Linked DNA regions of Homo sapiens: region 2 is linked to region 1. Evidence: read pairs that join two places in POLR2A ChIA-PET (ENCODE). Cell type or tissue: endothelial cell of umbilical vein. All regions are shown on one strand. Each heading gives the region's core, and the rest is flanking DNA. Links, peaks and the distances in the headings are about the cores only. Region 1 overlaps LINC02742 (long intergenic non-protein coding RNA 2742). Region 2 has its middle 41 kb from the start of LINC02742.

What was found. Peaks named below come from ENCODE experiments on the same cell type or tissue, not always from the same donor. Only the 100,000 strongest peaks of a DNase experiment are listed, where the experiment ranks them.
Region 2: POLR2A ChIA-PET joins it to region 1 with 8 read pairs; 2 of 35 experiments call an interaction of 5 or more read pairs at or near these places.

Annotation. Positions count from the first base shown.
Region 1 is chr11:28,928,753-28,933,154 of GRCh38, reverse strand. The region is part of intron 1 of LINC02742 (long intergenic non-protein coding RNA 2742); the gene reads right to left. All of the region lies in intron 1 of LOC105376604 (a long non-coding RNA gene), which reads left to right. Among named protein-coding and RNA genes, the nearest start is that of LINC02742, 29 kb to the right of the region's middle. In endothelial cell of umbilical vein, for the core only: no CTCF peak of the experiment used is centred there; no DNase peak of the experiment used is centred there.
Region 2 is chr11:28,858,777-28,863,178 of GRCh38, reverse strand. No RefSeq gene overlaps it. Among named protein-coding and RNA genes, the nearest start is that of LINC02742, 41 kb to the left of the region's middle. In endothelial cell of umbilical vein, for the core only: no CTCF peak of the experiment used is centred there; a DNase peak (open chromatin) is centred at 2,108; H3K27ac peaks cover 1,305 bases.

The sequences.
Region 1 (4,402 bases), core at 215-4,214:
CAGGAGGTGAAATTGATGAGAGAGGTTGGAACAGATTTCAGAAGGCCATGGATAGAGTACTCTCCACAGAGGTTGTAAGGAAGGAGAGTGACAGGGTGTGTTTTTAAGGTAATGTCCTTGGGTGGCACTGTGTGAATTGGACTGGAAGGAGGGAGACTGATCAGAAGGTTTTCAGATATTCCAAACAAGGCATAGATACAAAGCTAGGGAACAAGGTAGTGTCAATGGGGATGAAGGAGTACTTGGCAGGGATGAATAAGTAAAATATATTTTAAAGGCTCTAATGAGTGATTTGAAAGGGAAAAGGAGTAATAATCTGAAACCAAACAAACAACAAGAGCTAGCATCCAGGGATTAAAGTCAGCAGTGAAGCCATGATATACCCTGGGGACACTCACAGAGACTATGTAATTGAAGCTTCATAACACTTTAACAGGTAGAGAACTGACTAGCTTCCACTAGGAATTAACAATGATTAAGGAAGGTCTGCAACCTCTCAGAAGGAAAGAACTAGTGCAAAAGAAAAGACATAAATAAAAAGATTATTCATCTTCTCTAAGGTTCTTGATCAAAAAGCCAAATTGTGGTTTTGAACTTGTGTCTACTAGTTGTGTCTACAAGTTGTGGTTCTTGAATTTTTATCTATTAACTAGTCTGCAATTGAATTTAGAGGCTAGCTTTACATTAGTTATGTGCTTTCCAAAACCAAAGACCTGGGTTTTTAATTTAATGTAGTACCTCAGATGCTAGACAGAAGCAAATAAACTGTCTATCCTGAAAGAATGCTTCTTATACCCAAACCTAAAGGACAAGAAGGCACAGAATCACAGTAAATATGACCTCAAAATAAATACACCCAAACATATATATACACACTAACAATGCACAAGGAAATAAGCGCCATGAGAAGTTGCCAGAGGAAATATCAAGAGAATCAGCATGGAATGTTAAATAAAATACAAAGAAAAAAGTATAAGAATAGAAATGATTGGAAAATAAACATATAATTGAGAAGAATAAAAATGTGAAAAGTTGATGTTATAAAAAGACAAAAAAATTGGAAATCATCATTCCCAGTAAACTATCACAAGGACAAAAAACCAAACACCGCATGTTCTCACTCATAGGTGGAAATTGAACAATGAGAACACAGGGACACAGGAAGGGGAACATCACACTCTGGGGACTGTTGTGGGGTGGGGAGAGGGGGGAGGGATAGCATCAGGAGATATACCTAATGCTAAATGATGAGTTAATGGGTGCAGCACACCAGCATGGCATATGTATACATATGTAACTAACCTGCACATTGTGCACATGCACCCTAAAACTTAAAGTATAATAATAATAAAATTTAAAAAAAAAGACAAAATATACAAATCTTTGGCAAGTTTGTTCAAGAAAAAGAGGGAGAAGCAACATATAAGTAAAAAGGGAAATAAATATTTAAAAAGATTAAAAATACAAGAAGAATACCATTAAAAAGAGAACACTGCCAGTCTGAGTGGCTCACACCTGGAGTCCCAGCACTTTGGGAGACTGAGGCAGGAGGATTGCTTGAGCCCAGGGGTTTGAGACCAGCCTGGGGAACAGAGCAAGACCTCGTCTCTGCAAAATATAAAAAATAAAATAATTTGCCATGCATGGTGGCATGCACCCACTGAGGTGGGAAGATTGCTTGAGCCCAGGAGGTCCAGGCTGCAGTGAGCTATGATTGCCACACTGCACTCTAGATCCAGCAACAGAATGGAAAAAAAGAAAAGAGAGAGAGAGATAATATCATAAACCATCATATGTCAGCACATTTGAACATTTACATGAAATAGACAAATTCTTAGGAAAATATGATTTACAGAACTGACTCAAGAAGAAACAGAAAGTATGTAGTCCTATAATTATTCATAAAATTTGACAGAGCAGGAGCACTGTCATCTTGGACAAACATCACCACTTTAAGTTCCAGCTCCCTTTCTAGCCTCATGCATTTCAAGGAAACCACTTCTCTTCTAACTACAAGCATCCAGAAAGGGCAGACAGTAAAATACGGATAAGACAACTCAAACACAGAGGGAGATGGGGGAAAAGTCTCTTGGGTAACCGCCAAACTTCCTCATACAATGGGCCCAAGTAAAACAGTCGGCCTTAATAAGGACATTCTTTTCCCTTCAGGTGCACTAAAATAGAAAAGCTAAAAGCAGACTTAGGGGGTATGCCTTCAGCTGAAAAAAAAAAAAAATCTAGGAAAGAAACATACAACTCTCCCTCCCAAATTAGCACAGAAAAACAAAAACAAAAACAAAACAACAAAAAAAAAAAAACAGAGGCAGCCCAAGCCTCTAATAAACTCTCCCACCCTAAATCCTTAAAAACTATTAGTCTGTAAAAGAGTGGGCCTCTAACCTAACTCAGCCAGAAGCTCCCCTCATGTTTGTTTTCTCTAAAATAAACTGTCTTAACTGGCAAGCCACCTTTCATGTTTCTTTCCTTTCTTTAATTCTTACAAAATTGAAGCTATAGTTGAAAATACACACAAATATACACGTATACAGAATCTGAGATCTTTCACTAGAAACTGCTAGCAAACAATTACTACGTAATTCCAATCCTTTCCAAATTTTTCTATAACTCGGTGGGGAAAAAGGACACTCCCCAGTTTACCCTGTGAAGATGATATATGTTTGATACAAACCAAAAAAGAGCTGTGTAAAAGGAAAAAAGAAAAGAAAATTATCGAGCAATCACTCTCATAAATGTAATTGTAAATAATGAATATTAGGAAGCAAAATTTAACAATATATATAAAGACGATATTTCAGGATCAATTGGAACTATCTCATTGGCAAGTATGCTTTCACTTTTTGAAAAAATCTATAAGTATACTCTAATTTATTAACTGATTAAGAAGAATAAAGGATACTGTTTTCAAAAGAGATGACATGAGGCTTTAAATAAAATACCACATACCACATGTATTATAATAAAAAGCTTTTAACAAACCAGTAGTTAACCCATAGATCTACTGAAATACTTATAAGAATTAATATAGGTAAAAGCCTTATAACAGTGGTTGACACGAAGCATACTTATAAGCAGACACAACATTAAAGACCTGGTCAAGGGTACCTGAAGAATTCTAAAGCAAAATAATGCTGATTGCTTAAAAAACAAAATAAAACAAGAACAGAAAAAAAATTAGAAACTATTTAAAGATGCAGCTCAAAACAAAACGGCCACATTTCACTTCTTTCATTTAACATTGTACTATACAGGTATTAAATACCACTTTAAAAAAGCAAAAATTAAAGCCGAATATATTAAAAGTCCAAAAGAATCAGAGTGGCAGCTATTCACAGATTTCATGTACTTAGAAACTTCAAAAATAATCCAGAATTATTAATAATAAGGGAATTTAGCAAAGTTTGTGGTCATAAGGTCATTTCCCCAAAGTCAATTATATTTTTATATTAGAGCAAAATAATTAGAATATAATTTTATAAAATGCAAAAAATACATATGAATGAATATAACAAAACAATAAGAACATATTAATGAATCTAACAAATAGTATGCAAGATCTTTATGAAGACAATTCTAAAACTTTAGAGCAATAACAATAAAGAATAACAGAATAAACAGACTAATTATTTCCTTAGTTGGGTTGACTAAATAAAACATATCAATTTTTCCTAAAATGATGTATAGATTAAATGGAGTTCCAATAAAAATTTTAATAAATTTTTTCATGAACATTGAAAAGGTGACCAATTATTTTATAGAAATGCTGTCAAATTCAATAGTAATTGGCAAAATTTAAAAATTCTGACAACATCACAGGCAACAAAGTTATGAAACTATGGGAATGCTCACAAACTGTTGATAGAAATATAAATTGGTAAACCTAATTAGGTATTTTCTTGTAGTGTTGAATGTTTACATGTGTTATCACTCAGCCATTCTTCTGTAAAGAGGCTTATACATAGAAAGAAAACTTGCACATGGAAATAGGTACAAAAAAAATCATAAAAGCATTATTCATCAAAAATAAAAAAGAACACAAAACCAAAACAAAAATGGCCCCAAAAAACAATAGTTTAAGACGCTTTGACAGAATAAACCAATTGTGGAAAAAACTCATTCATTGCTCACTCTATATGGAACCTTTGCACAAAATCCAAGAAGAGTTCTCCCCCTGGGTCGATGATTACAAAAGGTATCCCTCCACTGGACTGACACTTGGAGTTTGTAAGCAGTAGCTTGGACTTGATTTCAGTCTCTACTTAAGCTGACACTCTCTGCCTAACAGTCTTATACATTCATATGATAGAATTTCCTGCACAAAGTGAAACAAACTATAGTCACATGTAGCAAAATGAACGGAACTTAAAAATATGGCCGGGCGCAG
Region 2 (4,402 bases), core at 221-4,220, 70 kb after region 1:
CAAGATTGTGCCATGGTACTCCAGCCTGGACGCCAGAAGGTAACCAATCAGTAATAAAAGGTCTGTTGAGCTACTAGTCAAAGGAGGCTAGAAGACTGAAGTAATTAAGGCTTCATTGTGAACTTCTGACTGGAAGTAGGTCTTGAAAGATGAATAGGTATAGCTAAGGATTTAGGAGAATGGCAAGGAATCAGGGCCGGGGTGTAGCCTGAAGGACAGCATGGAGGTAACAATGGACACTGCATTCATCAGATAGGGAGACATGCTTTTATGGGACAGATACTTACTATTAAGCAGAATCAAGGATGAAAGTAGATGTAGCCTATTACAGGAGGCCCATGGAAACCAAGCTAAGGTGTTTTGTTCTTGAAGATCATGTTCATGAAAGAGACATGCAGCAATATTTGGCTTGAAACAAAGTCAAGACTGCTATCTGATAGCAAATTCCTATGTGAAATACTAATGTCATTAAATTATAATTTTATCCAAAATAATTTTTCAGAGATGGATTCAGCCACAATACTAAAATTTTATATTAATAATGTATAAAGATTTTGTCATTCATTCATTCCTCTGTTGTTTCGTTTGTTTTAAATGCATCAATGCTCTAGAAAAAGTACTATAGGTGACAGGTATATTATCTATACTAAAGATTATAAAACAATGAGTAAAACTGGGCTGTGTCCTCAAGGATCCCACAGTCCAATGAGAGTAATTAAACTGGCCTTAATTATTATTCAATATAGAGAATGAGCAGTGCCATAAAAGACACATTGATAAAATACAACAGGAGTTCAGAAGTGGGAGAGGACACGTCTGTCTGCGAAGATCAGGAAAGACGGTGAGTTACACTTAGACTTAGCTTTGAGAGATACTTGAAAATAGCAGCTGAGGCATTCCAGGGTGAGAGACCATGAATGGACATAGGAAACTGCTACCCAACAGTTCAGCAAATCTTTCCAGAACACATAAGGCAATGTAACACTTCCCTTAGCAAGTTAAATATATATATATGAAAAAAGAGAATCTATGACCAAGTAAGTTCAGAAAAACTTAAACAAAATGGATCCAATTCCATTATTAAAAGACTTCTTAAAGATTTTAATATGCTAATTTGCATAATAAATCTTAACACATTAATAAGCTAATTTTACTATGGAATCCACCTCCTCAGCACATTTAAAAAGATTAATATTCAATGAAGATACATTGTAAAATGCTTGGTTAGAGCATAGAGCAGAGAATGCTTAGAGGGATCTGATGACAGAGAACTTAGAGAGCCAAGCTAATGAATTCTGGCCTTTATTCGGCAGATTTCAGAAAAACAAATCAGCAAGGGAAGCCAATGTTTGCCTCTGTAAATTGATTCATTATAGAGTGTATTCGAAACATAGCATTGGTCAATTGGGAGTCATTCTTATTCTAAAGCTTACTAGCCAGAGGAAAATTGAAAGGAATTTGCCAATATGCCCATGGTAATATTCAAATGATCATGAGCCAACATTTTAAATGTGGGTGGGATAACAGCATGTTTAAGAGGGTACAAACAGGAGGATAAGCCTGGAGACCTTACTGAACAGAATGTTTTTATGCCTCTATGTCCCCAGCTATTTTATTTCTACATTTATGTCATATTGACCTAAAAAATAAATATGATAATACAGTGAATAGGAAAGAATTTTCAGTCCTGTAGCTAAAATATGCTCTATAGAAATCCAGCTTATTGGTGCATATCCGTGTTTATTATTATTTTCCTACTTTATCACTGAGTTGTCTAGGAAAGCAGAAAAAAATGGATTTTGGTCTTTGATATTCCTACCAAGCTACAAGGAATTATCAAGCCTGAAAGCCAAAGCCAATCATATCAGGCTTTAAGAATTCTTTAAGAAAAGGGACCAAATATTTGCAAAGATGCTTGAGCTCCTTAAAACAAAGATGCAACACGCTTAGCTCACATTTCAAAAAGTAGAAAATTAAATTGATTTAAAGAGGAATTTTCTCCCCAGGAGAATCTATTTACGCAGCCTCTGCTTTCATTGCTCTTACACTCCATGAGTCATCAGGAAGTAACACAAAGTCACACAAGAACACAGAGTCCTCCTGGGATTTTGAAACAAATGGATTTGAAACTGCACAGTTGATCCTACCCAGAGGATGATATATACAGGAATTCAGCATAAGGAGAGCTTGATCAGTGCAATTAAATGTAAGCATTGCACCTGTGGAATCTGGAACAGAATGTAGCACTGTGATTTATGAGGCCAGAGTGGATGGATTTCATTAATTCATAGCCTTACTATCTTGCATATTTGCCATGTAGTAAATATTACTACCATTTTAATGATACTTGAAAATTATCAACAAATGAAATAAGAAGCATATTTTTCAACTTCCTATAAATTTATTGAGTGCCTACTGTGTGTCAACTACTGTGAAAGCAACTGGGAATACAAAAGTGAATGAGAATCAGTCTGGGTTCTTTAAAAGACAACTAAAAGTCAGTGTGATAAGTAGTAAGCTATGGGCAAGCACAAGGGCCTATATGGGCATGTTGGAAATAGACTGTACCTTCAGTGTTGGGAAGAGATGAAATAATTCTAAGCAAGTTACAGAGGACTGGACAGATTTGGCTAGGCATAGCTGGGAGCAGACCTGGGAGGTAGAAAGAGCCAAGGTTCCTGACCCAGATAAGGGTAGGACTGATTTTAATTTTGATAATATAGTATTCTGTGAAGCCAAGGACTTATGTAAAGCTTATGCAGAGCTCAGAAAAAGTTTTGCCTGTCATATTAGAAAATATGGAATCTATCCTGAGAAACATGAAAGATACTAAACTGTTTTTAAGCAATGTAAAGAAAATATATATGGAGATAATAATCATTTATCTGTTTGGGCCCAACTGGCATCCATTTCTCCTTTCTACCTGCACTCCCATTTCTTCTTGGGAATGCCTTCTTACCTCATCTCAATGTTAGTGAGATTATAATTCCAGTGCTTCTGTCTTCAAAAATTGAAAAAGTCTTTGGGGGCTCCAATAACCACATCCTTTTAGTATTTTATGGATATCACTCTAAACAAAATAAACACCTAAGATCGGCCAATCAAAGGGAGGAAAACACTTTTTCACTTTTTTTTTTCCATTTCCAGCACATAGCCAAATTTATTGAGAAAGTCCTACTGGTTTTCTTTAGAATTCCCTTCTATCTTTAAACTTCCATGCATCTTTCCAATTCTTTTTACTGTATCACTTTTTGCTTTAGGTAACTAGAGATGGTTTCTCTTGCTTGCAACTGAGAAACTCTAATTAACATAAGCAATTAGCTTGATCTCTGAAGAATGACTTGAAGAAATACAAAAGTGAAGGCATGAAAACCAGTTAAAAGGAAACTGTAGGAATCTAGTACAAGAGATAATAGGGTACAAAAATAATGTAGAGGGTAGAGGGTTTGAATGAAGTGAATGCAAATAAAATATATTAAGGAGTAGTATTGACAGGACTTTGTAATTAATTAAATGTGAAAAGTGAGGGAGAAAGAAGACTCATTTCACCCAGGTTCCTGGCCTGAGCAACTGAATATGTGATACTGCCATCCACTGAGACAGGAAACACAAAAACTGGTACACAGTTAAGGACAAAGATGAGGAGTTTGTGTTTAGACATATCCAGTGAGGCATACATGTTGAAATAGCCCATCAATTATTAACTATTCTAGAGCACAGGGAGACCTTAGTAGGACATAGAAATATGGGCATTATACAATGTTAAGAAAGAATTAAATAAAACAGATGCATCACAAACCTAGTGCCTAAAGTGAAGAGAACACAGTTAAGGATGAATAGAATCTGGATTTAAGGAAAAAGCAGAGAAAGAAAATCCACAAAGGAAAGCTGAGAAAAAAAAAACAACCATAAAGATAGGCAGGTAGAAAAAAAAAAAAAAGTTGGTAATGGAAATCAAGTAACAAGAGGAGCAATTGGCCAAGAGAGATTTAGACTTATTGACTTTAATAAACAAGAGATTATTAGTGACTCCATCAGATAGCTATCCATACACAAATGCAACATGACAAACAACCCTCAAAATCAGCGGTTTAAAACAATAATCCTGACACCTCCCCAGAATTACATTCTGCTATGCTTCTTGTACAGCCTGCAGAACTGTGAGTCAATTAAATCTTTTATTATAAATTATCCAGTCTCAGGTATTTCTTTATAACAGGGCAAGAACAGCATAATACAGAAAAGTGGGCCAGATACAGTGGCTCATGCCTGTAATTTCAGCACTTTTGGAAGCCAAGGAATGTAGATTGCTTGAGCTCAGGAGTTTGAGACCAGCCTGGGCAACATGGCAAAACCCCATTTCAAAAAAAAAAAAGACAAAAATTAACAGAATGTAGTGGTG